3 separate regions of the Homo sapiens genome follow, and all the other regions are linked to region 3. Evidence: chromatin contacts called from ENCODE Hi-C or POLR2A ChIA-PET data. All regions are on one chromosome and are shown on one strand. The core of a region is the stretch at or near the end of the contact, and the rest is flanking DNA. Distances in the headings are between cores, read along the strand shown. Region 1 holds the start of CCDC12 (coiled-coil domain containing 12). Region 2 holds the start of PTPN23 (protein tyrosine phosphatase non-receptor type 23). Region 3 holds the start of PFKFB4 (6-phosphofructo-2-kinase/fructose-2,6-biphosphatase 4).

Region 1 (4,195 bases), core at 1,654-4,153, 1.6 Mb after region 3:
TCCTGCACTTCGCTGCAGTCACCGCCGCCCCGCCTCTCCTGGGACCATGTAAAGGGCGGAGAGCCTGGCAGGAGGAGGGGCCTATGGGCCGGGCGGCCCGGGAGGGTGCCCCGCTGCCCTGCCCCACCAGTGCCATTGGAAGGGCCAGCCTGAGCCTCCGGGACGAGGGTCGGGGTGAGGAATTCCAGACTTCCCCAGGGTCTGAATCCGCCCAGGACGCTGCTCGCCTGACTGCATTTGCCGCCATTCAGGGAAGGGGCGGCGGGCCGCGTGGAGGTGGCGAGGGTCCTTCAACAATAATCTCCACCACCACCATGACGACCCCTTGTAGCGCTTATCAAATGCCAGGTGCTACTCTGTCGCTTTATGGGAAGACCGAAACGCAACTTTTGAGCTCTAGCTGTTTGTGGAGTGTGATGGCGGGAAGTTAGAGAGTAGCAGGACTAGCCTGAAATACCTTCGGGGCCGCGGTGCCCTCCCAGATCCCAGAGAGGCTTAGACCGTTGCCACGGGTCCCCCTCCCTCCTCCAGGAAGCCTTCCCAAACGCTCCAGTGGAGGGGCTCCCCCCATTCCCCAACTCCAGGGCCCAGAACTTGCTTCACATATGTTGTTTCTTTAACCTCAACAGGTGGGTGCCTCATGGCTCTGTTTTTTGTTTGTTTTTGAGACAGAGTCTCACTCTGTCGCCCAGGCTGGAGTGCAGTGACTCGATCTCGGCTCACTGCAATCTCCGCCTCCTGGGTTCAAGTGATTCTCCTGCCTCAGCCTCCTGAGTAGCTGGGACTACAGGCGCGTGTCACCAGGCCCAGCTAATTTTTTGTATTTTTAGTAGAGACGGGGTTCCACCGTGTTAGCCAGGATGGTCTGGATTTCCTGACTTCATGATCCACCCGCCTCGACCTCCCAAAGTGCTGGGATTATAGGCATGAGCCACCGCACCCGGCCGGCTCTGTTTTACAGATGGAGAAACTGAGGCCCAAGTTGACCAAATGAGGACCACTTGGGCAGCAGGGGCAGGGACCCAGGCTTGACTGACTCTTTTTTGGGTCCCTGCCACCATCACCCCGTGCCCCCTTCCCCATCCCCTTACCTCACAGTCTGGACACGGGGAAAGGGGCACGGGGTGATGGTGGCAGGGACCCAACCCCTGGTGTTGGGCAGGGATCAGGCTCTTTGTTGGGGCTGGGGAGAAGTTTTCTGGGCCCAGAGGGGTGCTACTCGTTCCAGGAGTTGACCAGTCTGGAGACTCCTAGACCTTGGTTGGCCAAGACAACAGAGACCCTGTCCTGTTTTGTTCTCCCAGCTTCTTGGTTCACCTCTGGCCTTTTGTCCTGCTTCATCCATCATAGCTCTGAGCTGAGGTTTCCTGAGCACCTCCAAACTGCATGCCAGGCCTTGGCAGAGCAACCCATCCACTACAGGGAAGAAGGCTTAGACAGACCCAGGTTAGTGAGGACAAGAGGGTTAGTGAAGGGAGGGCTAGATCTGCAGTCTGTGGCCCATGGGCCTCTGAAGGGAGTTGGAAGGGGAAGAGTGGATGTCCACCTGTAGCCAGCTTGGGAAGGGAAGACTCAGGGAGGGAACAGCCTAAGAGGCTAGTTGTCCCCTGGCAGTGGAGGTGGAGAGGGGGCGGCATGGTCTCCTATTCCCAAGTGAGAGGGGGTGTGGCTTTGGGGACCCCCACATACTGAAAGAATATCTTGACTTCAGCCTAAGTGGTCTCGCGGTTATCAGGACACTCTAGTTCATGCAGGAAAGAAGACTCTGGCAGCTTCTGCTGGGTAGCCATGAATCTTGTGGCGACTTGCAGTCGAGGCCACCCCAAGTCTTTCTAAGCTGGGGATTGGGGGCAGTACTTGAGGCCCACTGGACCCAGGTTGGGGTTTGCTCTTCCCCGGGAAAGGTAACTTGACCCTGAGGACTTTGCTGCTCCAGGAGGGGATGGGAATGAGAGGGGATCATCTTTGAGTCCAGAGGGAAACAGCCATACAGTCAGGTCCCCCTCACTGTGCAGGCTTTGTCTGAGCTGAGAGTGGTCACAGAGGGGCTTAGGGGCGCTTGTCAGGTGAGTCCGGGGAGCCACTGACAGCTGCAGAGGTGTAAGTCATACCTTGTATTAGGGTGGGATCGAAGTGGAGGATCAGGGAAGGCTTTTTTTTTTTTTTTTTTTTTTTTGAGACGGAGTCTTGCTCTGCTGCCAGGCTGGAGTGCAGTGGCACGATCTCGGCTCACTGCAACCTCCGCCTCTCTGGTTCAAGCGATTCTCCTGCCTCAGCCTCCCGAGTAGCTGGGATTACAGGCACGCGCCACCACGCCCAGTTAATTTTTGTATTTTTAGTAGAGATGGAGTTTCACCATGTTGGCCAGGATGGTCTCCATCTCCTGACCTCGTGGTCCGCCCTCCTCGGCCTCCCAAAGTGCTGGGATTACAGGCGTGAGCCACCGCGCCCGGCCCAGGGAAGGTTTCTTGAAGGCATTCGAGCCTTGTCAGGTCAAGTGGACAAGGATGAGTCAGGGCATTCCAAGAGGCCAGCATGGAGTGATTAGTGTGGTTAGTACTTGGGCAAAACCGGAGCGATCGACGCACTCTTTTCTCCTTCTCTCAGGTCTGAATTCCACTTGCTGCTCTTTCACTGATCAGCGTTGGATAAATCGAGCCTTAGCTTTTTTTTTTTTCTTTTTTTTTTTTGCTGGCTCCCCACCCACTAGGCAAGTTGTCCGGAAGAATAAGGGCGGGGCGGGGCGGGGCGGGGCAAGGCGGGGAGGGCTCGCCCATAATAACCCCGCATTGATTGGCTTTCAGGACCTCCCAGTCTCTCATTCTCGTCCTTGGATTGGCCGCGAGACATTTATCCACTCTCCTTAGGCCTGCGCGATGCAAGACGGGAGAAAAGGAGGGGCGTACGCGGGCAAGATGGAGGCAACTACGGCTGGTGTGGGCCGGCTAGAGGAAGAGGCGTTGCGGCGAAAGGAACGGCTGAAGGCCCTACGGGAGAAAACCGGGCGCAAGGTGAGAAGTGTGGAGTGAGGGTCGCAGTTGAGGCGTCCAGCGTTCGGGGTCCGGGTCGCGCTTGAGGAGAGCAAAGGGCTAATAAGGAAAGACAGCTGCCGAGGGCGCGCATGCGCGGGCGCTAACGCATGCGCGAGAAGACGGCGCCCTCCCACGATGTCTGGGGCTGCTTGGCGTGGGACTCCTCTGGCGCTGGTGCGGTCGTCGCGCATGCGCGGGGGTGGGCAAGGCAGTGGTCAGCGACCCGCAGTCCATCTGACTCCTGCTTCCCGGGTGTTGCTCGTGTAGGTATCTAGGGCTGCCTGTAGGTTCAGATGCTTGTTGGGTTAGGCGTGATTTGTTCCGTTCCTCTATGGCCTAGCTGGTCTTTAACCCCCGCCTTCGATTCTGAGTCAGACAGACTCCCCAGTCCGGCAGCACTCCTTGGACAGGGCAGCAAGTGACAGCAGTGGGTATACAGCCGGAGTCGTTTCGTGCAAAAATCAAAAAGAGGCCGGGCACGGTGGCTCACGCCTGTAATCCCAGTGCTTTGGGAGGCCGAGGCAGGCGGATCACTTGAGGTTAGTAGTTCGAGACCAGGCTGGGTAACATGGTGAAACCCCGCCTCTACTAAAAATACAAAAATTAGCCGGGCGTGGTGGTGCGCGCCTGTAATCCCAGCTTCTCGGGAGGCTATGGCAGGAGAACCGCTTGAGCCTGGGAGGCAGAGGTTGTAGTGAGCCGAGATCTCGCCACTGTACTCCAGCCTGGGCAACAGAGCGAGACTCCGTCTCAAAAAAAAAAAAAAAAAAAAAATCGAAAATAAAAGATTTAGCCGGGCGCGGTGGCTCACGCGCCCAGTACTTTGGGAGGCCGAGGTGGGCGGATCACGAGGTTAGGAGATCGAGACCATCCTGGCTAACACGGTGAAACTCTGTCTCTACTAAAAATACAAAAAAATTAGCCGGGCGTGGTGGCGGGTGCCTGTGGTCCCAGCTACTTGGGAAGCTGAGGCAGGAGAATGGCGTCAACCCAGGAGGCGGAGCTTGCAGTGAGCCGAGATCCTGCCACTGCACTCCAGCCTGGGCGACAGAGCGAGACTCCGTCTCAAAAAAAAAAAAAAAAAAAAAAGAAAAGATTTATTTCTAACTAAGGGTGGGCCTTAGAAATTGGGAACGAGGGCCGGGCACAATGGCTGGTGCCTG
Region 2 (4,057 bases), core at 2-2,501, 1.2 Mb after region 3:
TAACAAAATTCTAGAATTTTGGATCAATTACCCTCATTTCCTGGCCCCAAGAGGCTAGATGATGGACTCAAACACTGTCTGAACTAAGGCAATGGTGTATGGCGATTAGAGGGGAGACAGCTTCTTGGGAAACTACTTCCAAACCCATTTTCTTTTTCCTATTTGTCTTCCCAAGCGTCTCGCTAAGTGGTGCACCATCTAGATTGGGGCTTACTCTGGCATCTGCTGTGCTAAGCCCACAAGGCCCCCCACCTGCGACGGCCTCCTGGTTGTTCCTTTTCATTTCTGCTCTAGCCCTCAGTGCTACCAATACAGCGGATGTCTCGGAGGGCACCTGTGTTCAATCACCACACCTGAACCTCTCCACAGAAGTTCCTTGCCTTAGTCAACGCCAAACCTGCCCGTCTGTTCTTCCAACACAGTAAGATTTCTCTGAGCTCTACAACACTGTTTATGCCCTCCAGTCGGTTACGAAAAGCAGTAACCCTCCTAAAAATGTCGTGGGATTGTATTGTTTGGTCCAAAGAGACTCCCGAATGGGAGACCATACAGAATCGCAGCAATTGTAAAACAAACCCTCACCGCAGGGGTCGGGCATCTCCCTGGGCCACCGGGGCTCACGTCTTAAACACACGCCCCTGAGCCATCCCCAGTGTCTGTCCCAGGCGGGCGTGGACTTGACAGCGCACCGAGGGCCGGGCGCAGCAAAAGAATCCGCACGGTCAGGGCCGCCCACCGCTCCCGCGCGGGGCGGTCCTGGCATGGAGGAGGGGCGGGGCAGAACTGGGTCCGAGCGTCAGAAGGAGGAAGTGTGCTGCCTCAGTGGGAACAGCGGATGACTCGGGGCAGAAGTCGGGAACCGGGTTCAGATGAAGATGCAGGTGCTAGCACGGGGCTATCGGGGAGGAGAAGAATGGCCTGCGGGCGCCGGGGTGTGGGACAGGCTGAGGAAAACCGGCGAAGGCCCCTCCTGGCCTCACCGGACCCTGCGACCGGGCCTGAGGAGGTGATGGGCGCGCAGGGGGGCGTCACGCGCTTGCAGACGACGGAGATACGCGGCGGATAGGGGGGAAGATGGAAGGCAAGCTCACCTTCTTCACAGCTGGCTGGAAGTGAAAGTCACCGGCCTCCTTCAGGTCCAGCCAGATCATGGGCATGCGGGGCACGGCCTCCATGGCGGCTGGCACCCGCCGGCCACCCGGCCACTCCCGTAGCTGCTGCAGCTGCTGGCTCAGCCACGAGCCCAGCCCCGCCCCTTCGTGCCGGAAGTCACTGGTCACGGGAGGGAATGAAAAATGCCAGCGGCCTGCCGGGAGTTGCAGTGAACCCAGCCACCCGCTCGCGTAGTCTTTTGCGCAGGCGCTGTCCCTGTTGCGCATGCTCAGTCTTCTTCGCGCGGAGGGAGTAGGGCGGGGAGGAGCTCGCCAGCCCGAGGCGAAACGGCTTCTGGGATAGTAGTCTTCATCCACTAAACTGAGAGGCGCGGAGCGAGCTTATTCCCCGCTCCCGGGCCAAGCCCAGCTGCGGGTCCCGCCCGCCGCGCTCCTCCCTCCTAGGAAGAGCATGAGACCTCACCTATGAACTTGCCCTCCCACGTATTGTCAAGAGCCGTGGAGGACTGGTGCTGTGGTAGAGATGACGTGGCGGGCGGGCCGCTGGAAAGAGATGACGCGAAAACGGGCCTTAGAGAGGGTGCGGAGGGAGCACCTGGCCTGAAGGAGTCGGGGCTGAGAGCTGGGGGTTTCAGTCCCAGTGCTGCGAAGGCTTTCGAGCTTTGGAACAGAATCACTGACCGGAGACTGGCCTACTCAGCCCAGCCTGGGAGGCCGGGCAGTGCCCAAGGGAGACGGACGATAGGGAGGGAGCGCCTGGATGGAGGGTCTCAAGCGGAGTGAGGAGGCCCCGGGCCCTGTGGGGAAGTGGGTGGGGGAAGGTATACGGCCAGGTGAGCACCCAGGGACGCCCACAGTATCTGGAAGGAGACCACGGAATGGAGAGCACCTGTTGCCTCTGGAGAGGGGACCTATAGAGCAGGAATTGTTAAATCATATGGCTGTATCACCTACTTTTAGAAATAAATAATAGGCTACTCGGGAGGCTGAGGCTGGAGGTTCAATCGCTTGACCTGGGAGGCGGAGATTGCGGTGAGCCTAGATCTTGCCACTGCTCTCCAGCCTGAGCGACAGAGCGAGACTCCGTCTCAAAATAATAATAGTAACAATAGAAATAACAGAGAATGGCCTGGAGATAGTGAGTGCAAAAGTGCGAGCTGGGAGATCAGTGAGCCTTTTGTAGTCTTCCAGGAGACAGGTGATTGTGGCTTGGAGCAGAGGGAAGTAAAAAGTGAGCAAAGAAATATTTTGCCCACTTTGAGAAATATTTGAGGAATATTTTGGAGACAAAAGTATCAGAACTTGGAATGGATGGATGTAAGGGCATGAGGACGTCGAATATGATTTCCAAGCTTCTGGCTTGTGCAGGTGGGTGGCTGTGGGGCTGTTTACTGATAAGGGAAAACAAGGGAAGAGCAAAGGTTCAGGTCCGTGTTAAGCTCGAGGTCAAGGCCTTTGACTCGTTCTGGATGAAATGTGGAGACCACGATGCCGGGTGCGGTGGTTCACGCTTGTAATCCCATCACTTTGGGAGGCCGAGGCGGGCGGATCGCTTAAGCCCGGGAGTTCAAGACCAGCCTAGCCCACATGGCCAAACCCCGTCCCTACAAAAAATATAAAAATTAGCAGGACATGGTGGCTCATGTACGCCTGTAGTCCCAGCTACTCAGGAGGCTGAGGCGGGAGGAACCTTGAGCCCGGGAGGCAGAGGTTGCAGTGAGCCGTGATTGTGCCATTGTACTCCAGCCTGGGCGACAAAAGTGAAACCATGTGTTAAAAAAAAAAAAAAGAAAAGAAAAAGAAAAATTATGGAGACCGTGGGATGTGGGTGGGATCTGGGATTCTAAGACAGGCTTCACCCACAAGGTAGAGCCCAGGTCCCTTTGTTGTGAGACCTCAAACCCTTTCAAGACTTAGTCAAGGGCCTAGCTTCATTCCAGTTGGAGTTAGAGCAGAAGAAAATGAAATTACATGAATGTTCATAGCAGTACCATTTCACAGTAGCCAAAAGAGAAGCAATCCATGCAGTGATGGATGGATGCATGAATAAAGATGATGTGTGTACATACAATGGAATATTATTCAGCCTTAAAAAGGAATGAAATTCTGTTACATGCTGCAACATGAATGAACCCTGAAGACATTATGCTAAGTGAAATAAGCCAGTTGCAAAAGGACAAATACTGTATTCTGCTTATCTGAGATACCTAGTTAGTCAGAGTTATGGAGACAGAAAGTAGAATGGTGTCTGTTGGGCTAGGGGAGGGGAGAATGGAGAGTTACTGTTTAATGGCTGTATAACAATCTGAACAATTTAATGCCACTGAACTGTATGCTTGAAATTGTAAACTTTGTGGCTGGGCACGGTAGCTCACACCTGTAATTCCAGCACTTTGGGAGGCCAAGGCGAGTGGATCGCCTGATTTGGGAGTTCAAGACCAGCCTGACCAACAGGGAGAAACCCCATCTCTACTAAAAATGCAAAATTAGCCGGGCCTGATGGTGCATGCCTGTAATCCCAGCTACTCGGGAGGCTGAGGCAGGAGAATCGCTGAACCCGGGAAGCGGAGGTCGCGGTGAGCCAAGATTTGTGCCATTGCACTCCAGCCTGGGCAACAAAGAGCGAAACTCTGTCTCAAAAAAAAAAAAGAAAAATTGTAAACTTTGTTAGGTATATTTTACCACAGTTTAAAAAAAATAAAATATAAGACCTTGCAAATAATTTATTTAAAGAGAAAGAAAAATTTTGCCAGTTCTTCCAGCATCTTAGAAGAGCTTGTTTCTGGAAGACTTTTTTTTCTTTGAGACAGAGTCTTGCTCTGTTTGCCCAGGCCAGAGTGCAATGGTGTGATGTCGGCTCACTGCAGCCTTGGCCTCCTGAGCTCACTCAATTCTCCAACCTCAGCCTCCCTAGTGGCTGGAGTACAGGCGTGTGCCACCAGGCC
Region 3 (4,256 bases), core at 216-2,715:
GGGGCTGGGGATCCCGAGGAGGCGGGAAACTGCAGGAGTCCGGTGGGGGCCAAACAAGAAAGTGAGCCAGGGGTTTAGGAACTTCTGGATCTCTCCCTTGTTCCTTGTCCCCAGTGCATTTTCAAAGACAAGAGGGAGATACAAATATAGTAAAAGGCAACCATAACGTATTTTAAAATGAATTTCTTAGAGATTGACATACTTAATTTATACTGTAATACTGTAAGATAGACAATGTGCACATCCCATTTTCCTGAAGAGAAAATGTTATTAACATATTATTTTCAAAAAATATGTAAAACTTTAGTTAAAAAAACCAAAATACTAAAAATCAAAAAAAAATTGTAAAAAATGAAATTCTGGAAAGACGATTAAGATACTCCCAGGGCTTAGTGAGTACCCAAAGTACTTGGTTACTAAGTGCCACGCACGGCCGGGCGCGGTGGCTCACGCCTGTAATCCCAGCACTTTGGAAGGCTGAGGAGGGCGTATCACCTGAGGTCAGGAGTTCGAGACCAGCCCGGCCAACGTGGTGAAATCCCGCCTCTACTAAAAATACAAAAATTAGCAGGGCGTGGTGGTGGGCGCCTGTAATCCCAGCTACTTGGGAACCCGAGGCAGGAGCATCCCTTGAACCCGGGAGGCGGAGGTTGCAGTGAGCCAAGATAGCGCCATTGCACTCCAGCCTGGGCAACAGGAGCGAAACTCCGTCTCAAAAAAAAAAAGTCCCACGCATTTGCTCCCAGCAGCCAAAGCAAAGAAAGAGGAACAATATTGAAATGTGTTTTGAGTCTCTATCCATGAGGTAAAAGAGCTTTTCCAGCGTGGTTGAGCATGCTCCTATGGACGGCGGAAGAGTCCCGGGGCTCGGAGCAGTCAAGGGGGACCCCGAGGAGGGGCAGGAGGGCGCAGCGGAGTTGACGGCTGGGACTGCAGGCCTACTGGCCCCTGTCGGCTCTGACCAACCTGGCCGTGCGGGTCACGTAGGCCTCGTCCCACTGCATGAAAACCCCTCCCTCCTGGGGGCCCTGGGCTCCCTAGCAAGGAGGTAGCAGAATTCACGCGTGCCGCTGCTCAGGGATGCAGCGCCAGGGCGGAGCCCGTAGGTGGGGCCTATGCAAATCAGCGCGGGCAGGTTGGGAGAGCTGAGTTTGCGCATCCGGGGCGGGCCTGCACAATCCGGGCCTTGAACTGGGGCGGGACCAGTACAATCCGGAGTTGAGCATGCGCATTCTCGATCCTGGCCTGAAGAACTGGGCCCACTTGTTCCAAAACGGGCGGGTAGGTGAGTTGGGCATGCGTGGTCGGAGGCCGGGCCCCTTTCAGCTGGGGCGGAGCCTACTCACTCTGGGGCGGGACCTGCGGGAAGATAGACATGGGCTGTCGCGGCTTGAGGAGGGGCGGGGCCCAAGGGGCGGGACCTCGGGTGGCCCGAGGTGGCCCGGCTGCTGGGTTGGAAGCGGCGCAGTCCGACTCATCCCGGCCCCGGGATGGCGTCCCCACGGGAATTGACACAGAACCCCCTGAAGAAGATCTGGATGCCATACAGCAATGGGCGGCCCGCTCTGCACGCTTGCCAGCGCGGTGGTGAGGCGGGGTCCTCTGGGAGGAGGTGGGAGGTGCACCGGGATGGGTGGGTAGGGCGGCCTGGGCGGGGGTCTCGCATGGAGAAGGGGCGGGAGACAGATGGGGAACCGGGGACAGGTGAGGTTGCCGTGACTGGGGAGGCTGCTGGGGACAGGTGAGGCGGTCGTGACAGTGGTGGGCCAGAGACAGGTGTGGCAGAGCAGGGGGCGGGGACAGGTGTGTGGGGGCATATCGGCTTGGCGGTGGCTAGGTCTGGCCACCATCACCTCGGGGAGGGCTCTGGCCCCCTCGCTTCCCTCTCCAATCCCCATCGCCCCCAGTCTGGGGAGGACCCTGTGGGCACCCCAGGCCCTTCCCTCTCTCCTGGCCAAGGAGTGTGGGCCGGGTTGTTGGACTGGAACTGAGCTGTGTGGCCCTAGGTGAATTACTTGGCCTCTCTGAGCCCAGAACTTTCAAAGGTGGGCTAGTTTTCCAACAGGAGGAAGGGTGCCTCTTGGCCTTAAAGCTGAGCTTGGGCAGGAACTTCAGCAGAGATGTGCTCAGGATAGAGACAGAAAAGTATGCCGTGTGGGCCTGTGTCTGTGTCCCGGGACATGTAAGTATCCACCTGGGGTCATGGGTGTACAGTAAAACTGGAGAGTGAAACAGCTAGGAGAATGCTGAAATTCATGGAATTGTTAAGGGGCTCACCTCTCCTAGGGTCCCAGGTGTTTAAACCGCTTCCTTGAGTTTCTGCCTGTCCTTAAATGAGCTGGCAGTTTTTTTTTTTTTTAAGAGATGAGTCTCGCTCAGTGGCCCAAGCTGGAGCAAGTGCAGTGGCGCGATCATAGTTCACTGCAGCCACGACCTTCTGGGCTCAAGCAATCCTCCCACCTCAACCTCCCGATTAGCTGGGATTATAGGTGCGCCACCACACCCAGCTTTTTTTTTTCTTTTTTCTTTTTTTTTGTAGAGACAGGGTCTTGCTATGTTGTCTGGGCTGGTCTCCAACTCATGGCTTCAAGTGGATCCTCTGGCCTCGGCCTTCCGAAGTGTTGAGATTACAGGCGTGGGTCCTGGCCTGCAACTTTTTTATTACCAGGAAAAGAAAGATTTGTTTTAGGAGTAACTGAAACATTGTAATGAATTTGCAGCTTGTCCAGCACCTCAGAGAACATCTAGTTTAACAGACAGTGAAATGGAGATCAGGAGATTGAGTGACATGCCTGGGTCTCCCTGTGATCCTGCCTCTGCTTATGTATGATAAGCAAGGGGAGAGTTCTTTGTGCTCATCCTGCTGCAGCAGCCTGGAGCCATGGCTTTGATCATGATATGAGTCCTGGGGGAAGGGTGTGTGTATTTCTGGCCACACTGTGAGTCCTGGCAGGGGAAGGCCATGTTTCTGACCAGACCAAGTCGTGGTAACTCATGGCTTTGATTGTGATGTAGGTCCTGGTGGGGCTGTGCTGTCTATAATGCACACTCAGTCCTGAGGGCTATGGCCACCCCTCCTTTGAGACTCTTCTGGAGGCGGGGAGGCTGAGCCAGTCTGTGTTATTAGGGCTGTGTGGTCCTGACTTAGGGGGGTGGCTGCTATTACTACATAGGGGAAAGGAGTGAGGACCTGGACTTTTTTTTTTTTTTTTTTTTTGAGACGGAGTTTCACTCTTGTTGCCCAGGTTGTAGTGCAGTGGTCCTATCTCAGCTCACTGCAACCTCTACCTCCTGGGTTCAAGCAATTCTCCTGCCTCAGCCTTCCAAGTTGCTGGGATTACAGGTATGCGCCACCATGGCCGGCTAATTTTGTATTTTTAGTAGGATGGAGTTTCACCATGTTGGCCAGGCTCGTCTTGAATTCGTTATCTCTAATGATCTGCCCCCCTTGGCCTCCCAAAGTGTTGGGATTACAGGCATGAGCTGCCATGCCTAGCCAAGTCTGTGAGCCTTTAAGGAGTAGGTCCTCAATAAGCGGAGGCAGGGTATTCTGTCATCACTACCATTCTTTCTTTGCTTCTCACTACGTCTGAGTCAGGGATTGATGCATCAGCTCCAAGCCAACCCCCGTTACAGGTGAGAGGAAGCTGAGGCCCAATGGGAAGGTCTCATAGCTCCTGAGGCAGGGCTTGTGTTTCTCCAGGCTCTAAGTGTGGAACTGAAATGTGGCTCTGGCCTGAGCTGAGGGGCTCGTGCCATCACGGTGTCTCAGGGTGTTGGGGTAGGCTGGGTTCTAGGTCCGCACTTTTTCCTGGAGGAGGAGGTAGCACCTGAGAGGCCAAAGATGAGACCTGCAGGTTGTTTGGGGATTTGGGCCTCAGGGTTCACAGCAGGGAGTGGGTAAGCAGTGAATGAACATGGAACCCGCCCATGCAGCACCTCCAGCTCCCAGTGCCTGCATTTGGGCAACACTTTACCCTTTGCATAGTAGACTTGTAGGTTGAGTGACTGCAAGGACAGTCTGGACCCGGAGGGTGTGGGTGGGGATGGAAGCGGATTTGGTCCCAGGGCTTTGTGGGGAGGAAGAAGCAGGACCCACTGCTGGTCTGTGCTTTGTACTGGGTTTTCTCTGGAGTCTAGTCCCCAGCTCCTCAGGGCACTAGGGGCTGGTGGACTGAGGGATGTACTGCACCTCCTCCACTCCCACAGGCACGCCCCCGCTTGATAAAATTTAAAGCCACACCTGAGGGCTTGGG

The links. Hi-C counts contacts between places; a loop is a spot of excess contacts on that map. ChIA-PET counts read pairs that join two places held with the same protein, here RNA polymerase II (POLR2A). Pooled maps may share reads with other maps.
Region 1: a map of CD8-positive, alpha-beta T cell shows a loop between it and region 3 (19-fold over the local background). The contact joins the promoter of CCDC12 here to the promoter of PFKFB4 in region 3. A Hi-C loop is called at or near these places in 2 of 168 maps with a recorded cell type or tissue (CD8-positive, alpha-beta T cell and naive thymus-derived CD4-positive, alpha-beta T cell) and 10 of 50 pooled maps. POLR2A ChIA-PET finds 5 or more read pairs at or near these places in 1 of 52 experiments (OCI-LY7).
Region 2: a loop to region 3 is called in a map of PC-3, with 10 times the contacts of the local background. The contact joins the promoter of PTPN23 here to the promoter of PFKFB4 in region 3. A Hi-C loop is called at or near these places in 1 of 168 maps with a recorded cell type or tissue (PC-3), 2 of 37 single-sample maps with no recorded cell type and 7 of 50 pooled maps.

The regions. Positions count from the first base shown.
Region 1 is chr3:46,975,453-46,979,647 of GRCh38, reverse strand. It overlaps CCDC12 (coiled-coil domain containing 12), which reads left to right and starts at 2,903. Exons shown (of 7, transcript NM_001277074.2): 1 at 2,903-3,011. The coding sequence starts at 2,916. RefSeq lists silencers at 66-255, 2,651-2,790 and enhancers at 1,611-2,311, 2,881-3,190, 3,015-3,716, 3,717-4,195.
Region 2 is chr3:47,378,215-47,382,271 of GRCh38, reverse strand. It overlaps PTPN23 (protein tyrosine phosphatase non-receptor type 23), which reads right to left and starts at 1,251. Exons shown (of 25, transcript NM_015466.4): 1 at 1,092-1,251. The coding sequence starts at 1,175. PTPN23-DT (PTPN23 divergent transcript) reads left to right here and starts at 780. Exons shown (of 1, transcript NR_185912.1): 1 at 780-3,180. RefSeq lists enhancers at 512-1,187, 1,229-1,448, 1,619-1,678, 1,188-1,865.
Region 3 is chr3:48,554,012-48,558,267 of GRCh38, reverse strand. It overlaps PFKFB4 (6-phosphofructo-2-kinase/fructose-2,6-biphosphatase 4), which reads left to right and starts at 1,465. Exons shown (of 14, transcript NM_004567.4): 1 at 1,465-1,587. The coding sequence starts at 1,491. RefSeq lists enhancers at 753-842, 973-1,062.